2 separate regions of the Homo sapiens genome follow, and region 1 is linked to region 2. A link is a contact called in ENCODE Hi-C or POLR2A ChIA-PET data. All regions are on one chromosome and are shown on one strand. The core of a region is the stretch at or near the end of the contact, and the rest is flanking DNA. Distances in the headings are between cores, read along the strand shown.

Evidence for each region. A loop is a pair of places that touch in the nucleus more often than their neighbours do. ChIA-PET counts read pairs that join two places held with the same protein, here RNA polymerase II (POLR2A). Pooled maps may share reads with other maps.
Region 1: a pooled map shows a loop between it and region 2 (4-fold over the local background). The contact joins the enhancer-like site here to the promoter of LIMD2 in region 2. A Hi-C loop is called at or near these places in 2 of 50 pooled maps. POLR2A ChIA-PET finds 5 or more read pairs at or near these places in 5 of 52 experiments (A673, CD4-positive, alpha-beta memory T cell, H1 and 2 more).

Annotation. Positions count from the first base shown.
Region 1 is chr17:63,459,105-63,462,867 of GRCh38, forward strand. No RefSeq gene overlaps it. Among named protein-coding and RNA genes, the nearest start is that of CYB561, 15 kb to the left of the region's middle. RefSeq lists an enhancer at 1,738-1,807. Within about 2 kb of position 1,812, at least 12 of the 41 ENCODE cell types and tissues checked have a DNase peak (open chromatin) inside an H3K27ac peak, as active enhancers do; they include OCI-LY7, where a contact is called at or near this core.
Region 2 is chr17:63,698,785-63,702,315 of GRCh38, forward strand. It overlaps LIMD2 (LIM domain containing 2), which reads right to left and starts at 1,341. Exons shown (of 5, transcript NM_030576.4): 1 at 1,248-1,341; 2 at 473-564; 3 at 244-285; 4 at 15-154. The coding sequence starts at 514. It overlaps LOC729683 (a long non-coding RNA gene), which reads left to right and starts at 1,554. Exons shown (of 1, transcript NR_046273.1): 1 at 1,554-3,531. RefSeq lists silencers at 220-449, 540-999, 1,090-2,049, 3,240-3,319 and enhancers at 1,754-2,339, 2,340-2,924, 2,720-2,819.

The sequences.
Region 1 (3,763 bases), core at 562-3,061, 240 kb before region 2:
CTCTTTTTCCCCAGGCTCGAGTGCAATGGTGCAATCTTGCTCACTGCAACTTTTGCCTCCCGGGTTCAAGTTATTCTCCTGCCTCAGCCTCCAAGTAGCTGGGATTACAGGCACACACCACCACACCCAGCTAATTTTTGTATTTTTAGTAGAGACGGGGTTTCTCCATGTTGGCCAGGCTGGCCTTGAGCTCCTGACCTCAGGTGATCCGCCTACCTCAGCCTCCCAAAGTACTGGGATTACAGGCGTGAGCCATCATGCCCGGCCTTGGGTGCTATTTTGAACCCCTTTGATGCCCTGTGAGCAGCTCTCACTTGCCACTCACCCAATGCCTGGGGGGCAGGGAGGTCGACGCTTCATGGAGATTTCCATAGGATGGATGCCTGGTCCAGCAGGGTCCCAATGGGCAGGGGCAGAGGCAGGCAGAGGAAAGGGTCACAAATCTCATAGCCCTAGAAGGGAGTGAGAAGAGGAACTGGCGGGCACAGCCACTCACATCATAGCAGAGGACCTGCACCGTCAAAGCCAAACTAGCAGCATGTCCAAGACCCAAATCCTTCATCTGCTTACCCTCCTTCCCACCTCCCCCAAAACTGTTTCTAGCATGTCCCCCTCCCCATAGAAGGCATCATCACCCCCTCCACTCTTCACCCCCCCCCCAAAGCCAGCCAGTCCACAGCTATCCCTTTCGGTCCCACCTGCAGCCAGCCCCTAAACCTACCACTGCCCTCAGTCGTGGGGTCTCTTCCTTCCTGGTGGTGACAGGGCCTTCTGAGTTTGCTAAGCACAGATCTACACTGCATCAAAGAGATCAGAGAGGTGACTGGGAAAGGCAGATTTGGTCATGGTCCTCCCCAGCTAAAAACCTGTTGCCCTCAGGAGGAAGTCTGAGCCCGCCTTAGCTCCATGGCCTCAGCTTCTGCAGTCTCCGTATCATCCACAGCTCACAGCCTCCTGCCGATCAGTCAGCACGTCTTTCCAGACCTTCTGCTTGAAATGCGAGTCTTCTAACAACTTGCCTGCTGAACTCCTACTCCTCCTTTCAGGGCTCAGCTTAAGCATCGCCTGTGGCCAGGGCTCAGGGCCTGCCCTGCACCTTTCATATCGCCTCTCTGGGAGTGGCTTGTTTAAACATCCCGGGAGCCTGGAGAGGTGGTATCACAGGCATTTGAACCAGAGCGACTCCATCTTGAGTGAGGGCTAGGAAAATGAAGTTGGGACTTGCATTCCCAGAAGGCTATTCCCAGCCTCTAGATGTTTACAGTTAAGGAAATGGATTAATAATGTTTACTAACAAACCCAAACTTCGGAGTGTCCAGATATCCCGATATCTCGAGAACAAAGGCATTCCTAATTTTGCTTCAAAGATAATAATATTGATTCTTGCAAAATTTGGTAATTTTAAAAAAGAATCCTTTATCACAAACCCTGTAGCAGAGCACATCTCCCCATGATCTTTTTTTATCCTATATATATACAAGCACTGTACCTAGGGTGGATGCATTCCTCCTCTTACTTTTGGGAATGCCCTATTCTGTCTATGGAGTAGCTGTTCTTTCACCACTTGACTTTCTAAATAAACTTGCTTTTCCTTTGCACCGCAGACTCGCCCTGAATTCTTTCTTGAGCAAGATCCAAGATCCCTCTCTTGGGGTCTGGATCGGGACCCCTTTCCTATAACAGTGCGACCAGGCTGTCCCTGCTCACCAAGGTGTCTGGGCACGGTCGGTGACTGCTCTTTGTAGGTCTCGGTGAAAACCTGCGGAGGAATGAGTGAGTGTAAGAAAGGGAAGGAGACATTTTTAATTAAGACCAGGCAAGATTAGGCAATAGGAGAAAAGACAGATATGAGTCAAAGCTTACTCACATGTTCCTGGCCTGGGAGGCAGAGATAGATTGTCACTGTCCGCAGCCACGGCAGAGCTGGGCTGTATCCTGGGCCTGAAATGAAGAGGTACCTCCCTCTCCTCCCCTGCTTCCTGGGATTCTGGGCCTGACATCCTATAGCAGGGTACACTGGAGACAGGGCCAGATGAGTTGCCACACTGCATTGTCCCTGGCATGTCACCATTTTTTGTAATTTATTGTTTTTTACTGTGGTGAAATACACCTAACAGCCGGGCACAGTGGCTTACACCTGTAATCCCAGCACTTTGGGAGGCTGAGGCAGGCAGATCACTGGAGGTTCGGAGTTCAAGACCAACCTGGTCAACATGGTGAAACCCCATCTCTACTAAAAATACAAAAATTAGCCAGGCATGGTGATGGGCACATGTAATCCCAGCTACTTGGGAGGCTGAGGCACGAGAATCGCTTGAACCCGGGAGGTGGAGGTTGCAATGAGCTGAGATCGCACCACTGCACTCCAGCCTGGTGACAAAGCTAGACTCCATCTCAAAAAAAAAACAAAACAAAACAAAACAACATCTTGCTTAGTAAGTTTGTGCTTGACCGAAAACTGAGGGGAAGAGCTAAAATGAGACGTGAGAGTTAAGATGGGATTGCTGAGTGAGTCAAAAGAAATTAAGATTGAACTTGACAGTCAGCATTTAAAAGAGAGAAGTCAGATGCACATCGACAAACTGGCCATCTTTCATACGGAAAAGATCTGAGGGTTTGCACTGACTCTCAGTTTCTTTTCTCTTTTTTTGAGACGGAGTCTCGCTCTGTCGCCCAGGCTGGAGTGCAGTGGCTCCATCTCCGCTCACTGCAAGCTCCGCCTCCTGGGTTCACGCCATTCTCTTGCCTCAGCCTCTCGAGTAGCTGGGACTAGGACTACAGGCGCCCGCCACTACGCCCGGCTAATTTTTGTATTTTTAGTAGAGACAGGGTTTCACCGTGTTAGCCAGGATGGTCTCGATCTCCTGACCTCGTGATCTGCCAGCCTCGGCCTCCCAAAGTGCTGGGATTACAGGCGTGAGCCACCGCGCCCGGCCTGACTCTCAGTTTCTATATGAGCTGCAGCAGGTGAGGAGGCTGCCAGAACAACCTCAGCCCTCTTCGGCTGCACCAAGGGAAGGAATTGCATTAAGTGGACCAGGGCTCCCTCTGCGCATGTTAGGCCAGCCCACAGGCTTTACTTAAATACAGGCAGCATAGTTTAGGAGAGATGTGGAAAATCTGCAGTCCATCCATGAGAAGATGACAGAGCATCAGGATACAGAGAACTTCTCTCCCCGGGAATCACTGAAGGCACTGTGTTTCTCCTGGAGAAAAGGAGACATGCTTAGACATGGTTGTGGCCGGGTGTGGTGGCTCATGCCTATAATCCCAGCACTTTGGGAGGCCAAGGCGGGCAGATCACCAGGTCAGGAGATCAAGACCATCCTGGCTAACACAGTAAAACCTCATCTCCAGTAAAAATACAAAAAATTAGCCGGGCGTGGTGGCGGGCGCCTGTAGTCCCAGCTACTCTGGAGGCTGAGGCAGGAGAATGGTGTGAACCTGGGAGGCAGAGCTTACAGTGAGCCGAGATTGCGCCACTGCACTCCAGCCCGGGTGACAGAGTGAGACTCCGTCTCAAAAAAAAAAAAAAAAGACATGGGGTTGCTACCTCTCATCTTGGACAGTGGCCATGTCAAAGAGAAAAGACTCATTGTTTCTCTAGAAAGCACAGTGAAAAACAATAAGCCTGGCCTGGGGCGGTGGCTCATGCCTGTAATAATAAGCCTGGCCTGGGGCAGTGGCTCATGCCTGTAATCCCAGCACTTTGGGAGGCCGAGGTGGGTGGATCACCTGAGGTCAGGAGTTCAAGACCAGCCTG
Region 2 (3,531 bases), core at 91-2,590:
GGGCAGGGGCGCACCTGAGCTTGGTGTGACAGTGCTTGCAGCAGAAGCAAGAGTTGTGGAAAATGAGCTTGTCGGCCACCAGCCGCTCCATGGGGTACACGGTCTTCTGGCAGGCGGCGCAGGTCTCCTTCACCTGGGCCCGCAGGCTGAAGGACTGTGCGGGAAGCTCAGCCAGGTGCTGCCCCAGTGCTCATCCCGCTCCCTCACACCCCTCCTCCCGCACACCCGGCCCCAGGCCCCTACCTTGGAGCGCTGCACCGTGCTGCTGCCGCCGCCTTTGGCGTCCTGAGGGAGAGGGGCGGTCAGGGCAGGGGCAGCTCCGGGAGGCCCTGGATCAGGGCTGCAGCCATCAGCCCAAGGCCCAGGGGCGCGCCGCAGGGCACAAAGGGGGCCGGCAAACTCTGATGCCTCTCCCCTTCACCCCAGGCCAGGCTCCTGTCCGGGGGGCCCTCCCACCCAGCCGGGCACTTACATGAGAGGGGGTGGCCTGGGCGGCTCCTGCAGCCTGGAACATGGCTCGTTGGAGGTGGAAGCCTCGGGTGGAGAAGCGGCACCCGCTGGGTTCTGCAAGGGGAAGTCAGTCGGGAGGGCCCCGCCAGCCCGGCCCCAGCCTGCAGGGTGGGGGGTGTTGACAGGCAGGGGCTGGGGGGATTGCGGTTGGGACTTTCCCTAAGTCATTTCCTGTTGCTCTTGGTCTTGCCACTTCCGCCCCTCACCCACCTCCCCCACCCCTGCTCCCCAGGGGCCGGGGTCCCGAGTGGCACCGTCCCTCGGAAGAACAAAGTTAGCGGGAGCGGAGGGGCCGGGGGCTCCCGCGCAGCCGCCGTGTGCGTCCCGCGGGCTGGGACCGCTTGGGGTGAGGGGAGGTCGGGGCCGGCGGGGCCGCGATGAGAAGCCGCTGCCCCGACCTGACCCCGGCCCTCGCTGCCCTGCGCCGCGCCCGGGCGTCCAGGCCTAGGCTGCGCAGCCCCTGGACAGCGCCCGAGGTCCCCGCCCGCCCCGCCCCTCGGCCCCCGACCTGGCCCCGCGAGGACCGGACCCCAGACCCCGACGCCGCGAGCCCCGCCAGCGGGTCTCGGCTCCGCCCAGCCGGGGGCCGGCCCTGAAACGAGGACTCGAGCCTGTGCGCCCCGGGCGAGAGCGGCTCGCAGACTCGCCGGGACCCCACGGGCGGCCCTCACCCCACACCCCTCGGCGCCTCTCCCGGTTCCGGAGCCGGACGCGGCCCCTCCCCCCGCGGCTCTCACCAGGCCCGGCCTGGGCCGCGGGGCGGGATCGGTCTCCGGGGGCGCACGGGTACGAGGAGGGCGCGGGCGCGAGCTGCTGCCGCTACCAGTGGTCCCCGAGCCACCGCCGCCGCCACCGCCTTATCGCTGCACCGCCCCCGCCGGCCCCCGCCCCGCGCCCGCCCATTGGCTCCGCCGCGCCCGGAGCCGCCTTCGGGGCCCCGGCGCCGCCGCCGACCCCCCTCCGCGCTTTGTCTTCCCCTCGCCGCCGTCCCCGCCTTTGTCTGTCCCCCGCCCCGGCTCCGCGCTCCCGGCTCCGCAGCGCCCCGCGGGCCTCGCGCTCGCAGGCCTCGGGTACCGGCCGCGCCGTCTGCCCATCCCGACGGCGGCCCGGCGTGGGGAAGCAACGGTGGCAGGGACAGGATGGAAGGGCCGCGCTCCGCATCCTACTGGGAGGGGACGAGTTCAGGCTGCGGCGGCTGCGGTCGCGGGACACTGGGCGCTCCCGGCCTGGCTCCGGGATAACCGGGCGGGGCCTGGGCCATTCACTGCCTCGGTTTCCCCCGGTTGGCCTCGCGCGTAGGCGCCGGCGCCCCCATCCCCGCCCAGAGCTGTGGGGCCGCAGAGACCCAGCCGGGGCGACCCCGGAGCCTGGCCCGGGGTCCCTCGGGCGGCCGAGTCCTCCCGCCGCCAGGGGCCGCCCCCGCCCCTTTGCGGCCCACGAGGCTGGCGGCGGCGTCCGGGCACGCGGTCTCCAGGCCCGGCCGCGAGGCTGCGGGGAGGAGCCTGCACGAGGGCCCGGCAGCCCCGGCAGCCCCCCCAGCCCTCGGCGCCTCTGCAACCCTGCGACGGGCTGGGGAGGCCGGTATGCGTGGTTCCCGGAGCACCCGTCCCCCGAGGCTCCACGTACTCAAGCGTTTCTGGGGCGGAATTCTGTGGGCAGCAACGGGGGCCCCCTCTCCAACAAGCGCACCTCATTTCTCACGTGGGAGCCGCGGCCCAGAGAGCTGAGGTGACAGAGCTTGGGCCGCAGAGCTGCTCCCTCCCTGCAGCCGCACAGCAGGCCGGAGGCACAGCCGGCGAGAGACGGCCACTCGCTTTGGAGCGGCGGCGAGGCCGGCGCCTTCCCGGGCACCAGGGACTGCGTGGCTTGGCCGGAAATCAGGCTAGAAGCAGCTCCGGGAAGCACAGCCCTTAGCCCAGCGCCTTCCCACACTGTGGCAGGAATAGCACTGGCGGCCCACGCGCTTGTCAGGGAACAGAACAGCTCTCGCCCGACGCCTGGCAGGGGAGCAGGGAGGCTGCAGCTTCCCCAGCGACCAGCTGTTTCCCAGGCTGGCGGACTCCACGGACCGGCTCCGCGTCTCCTCTCCAGCCTTCTGTTCTCTCTAGAGGAAGATCTGCGTTTTGTCTGCACTGTGGGCCGACTCTCTAGTGGGGAGCGTCAGACCCTCTAAAGTGGCTGCCTCTCGGGAAAGCTTCCACACCTGTCATCAGATTCTCCAAAGGGGCTGTTTGATGCAAGAAACGGGAAGCCCCGGGGGTACTAGGAGCAGGGCTTGCTGCCATTGGGCATGGTGAGGCCCCGGCACCCTGCCCAGGACGGGCCTGTGGGCTGAGCTGCAGATGGGCATTGAGGATGCCCCAACAGCAAGGTGCAGAAGGCATCCAGAAGCAAAGGAAACTGATGACCAGCGTCAAAAACAAACAAAAAAAGGGAACTTGGCTCGGCGGTGGCTCACGCCTGTAGTCCCAGCACTTTGGGAGGCAGAGACAGGTGGATCACGAGGTCAGAAGTCCAAGACCAGCCTGGCCAACATGGTGAAATCCCGTCTCTACTAAAAATACAAAAATTATCCAGGCGTGGTGGTGTGTGCCTGTAATCCTAGCTACTCGGGAGGCTGAGGCAGAAGAATCGCTTGAACCCGGGAGGTGGAGCCTACAGTGAGTCAACATGAAGCCAGTGCACGCCAGCCTGGGCGACAGACTCTGTGTTTGTGTGTGTGTGGGGGGGGGAGGGCGGGGCGAGGCGAAGGGAACTTGAGGTTTAAAGCAGGGGGAGGAGGGCCGGAAATGCTCCCCGCCGCCCCCGACACTCACTCGCCCCAGGCCCCATCCTAGCCCAGGGTCAGTGTCATTCCCTTCACCTTAGCCTCTCACTGCCCAAAGAGGCTTACTTTTCTTCTTTAAACTGCTGTTAAAATTTGGGAGGAAACGGAAAGCAAGGGCACCTGATGGTTCAGTGCAGCTTCAGGTTAGAGGGGCATTTGAGGTGCCTGAGCTGGGGGAGGGCCTTCCCCCTGAG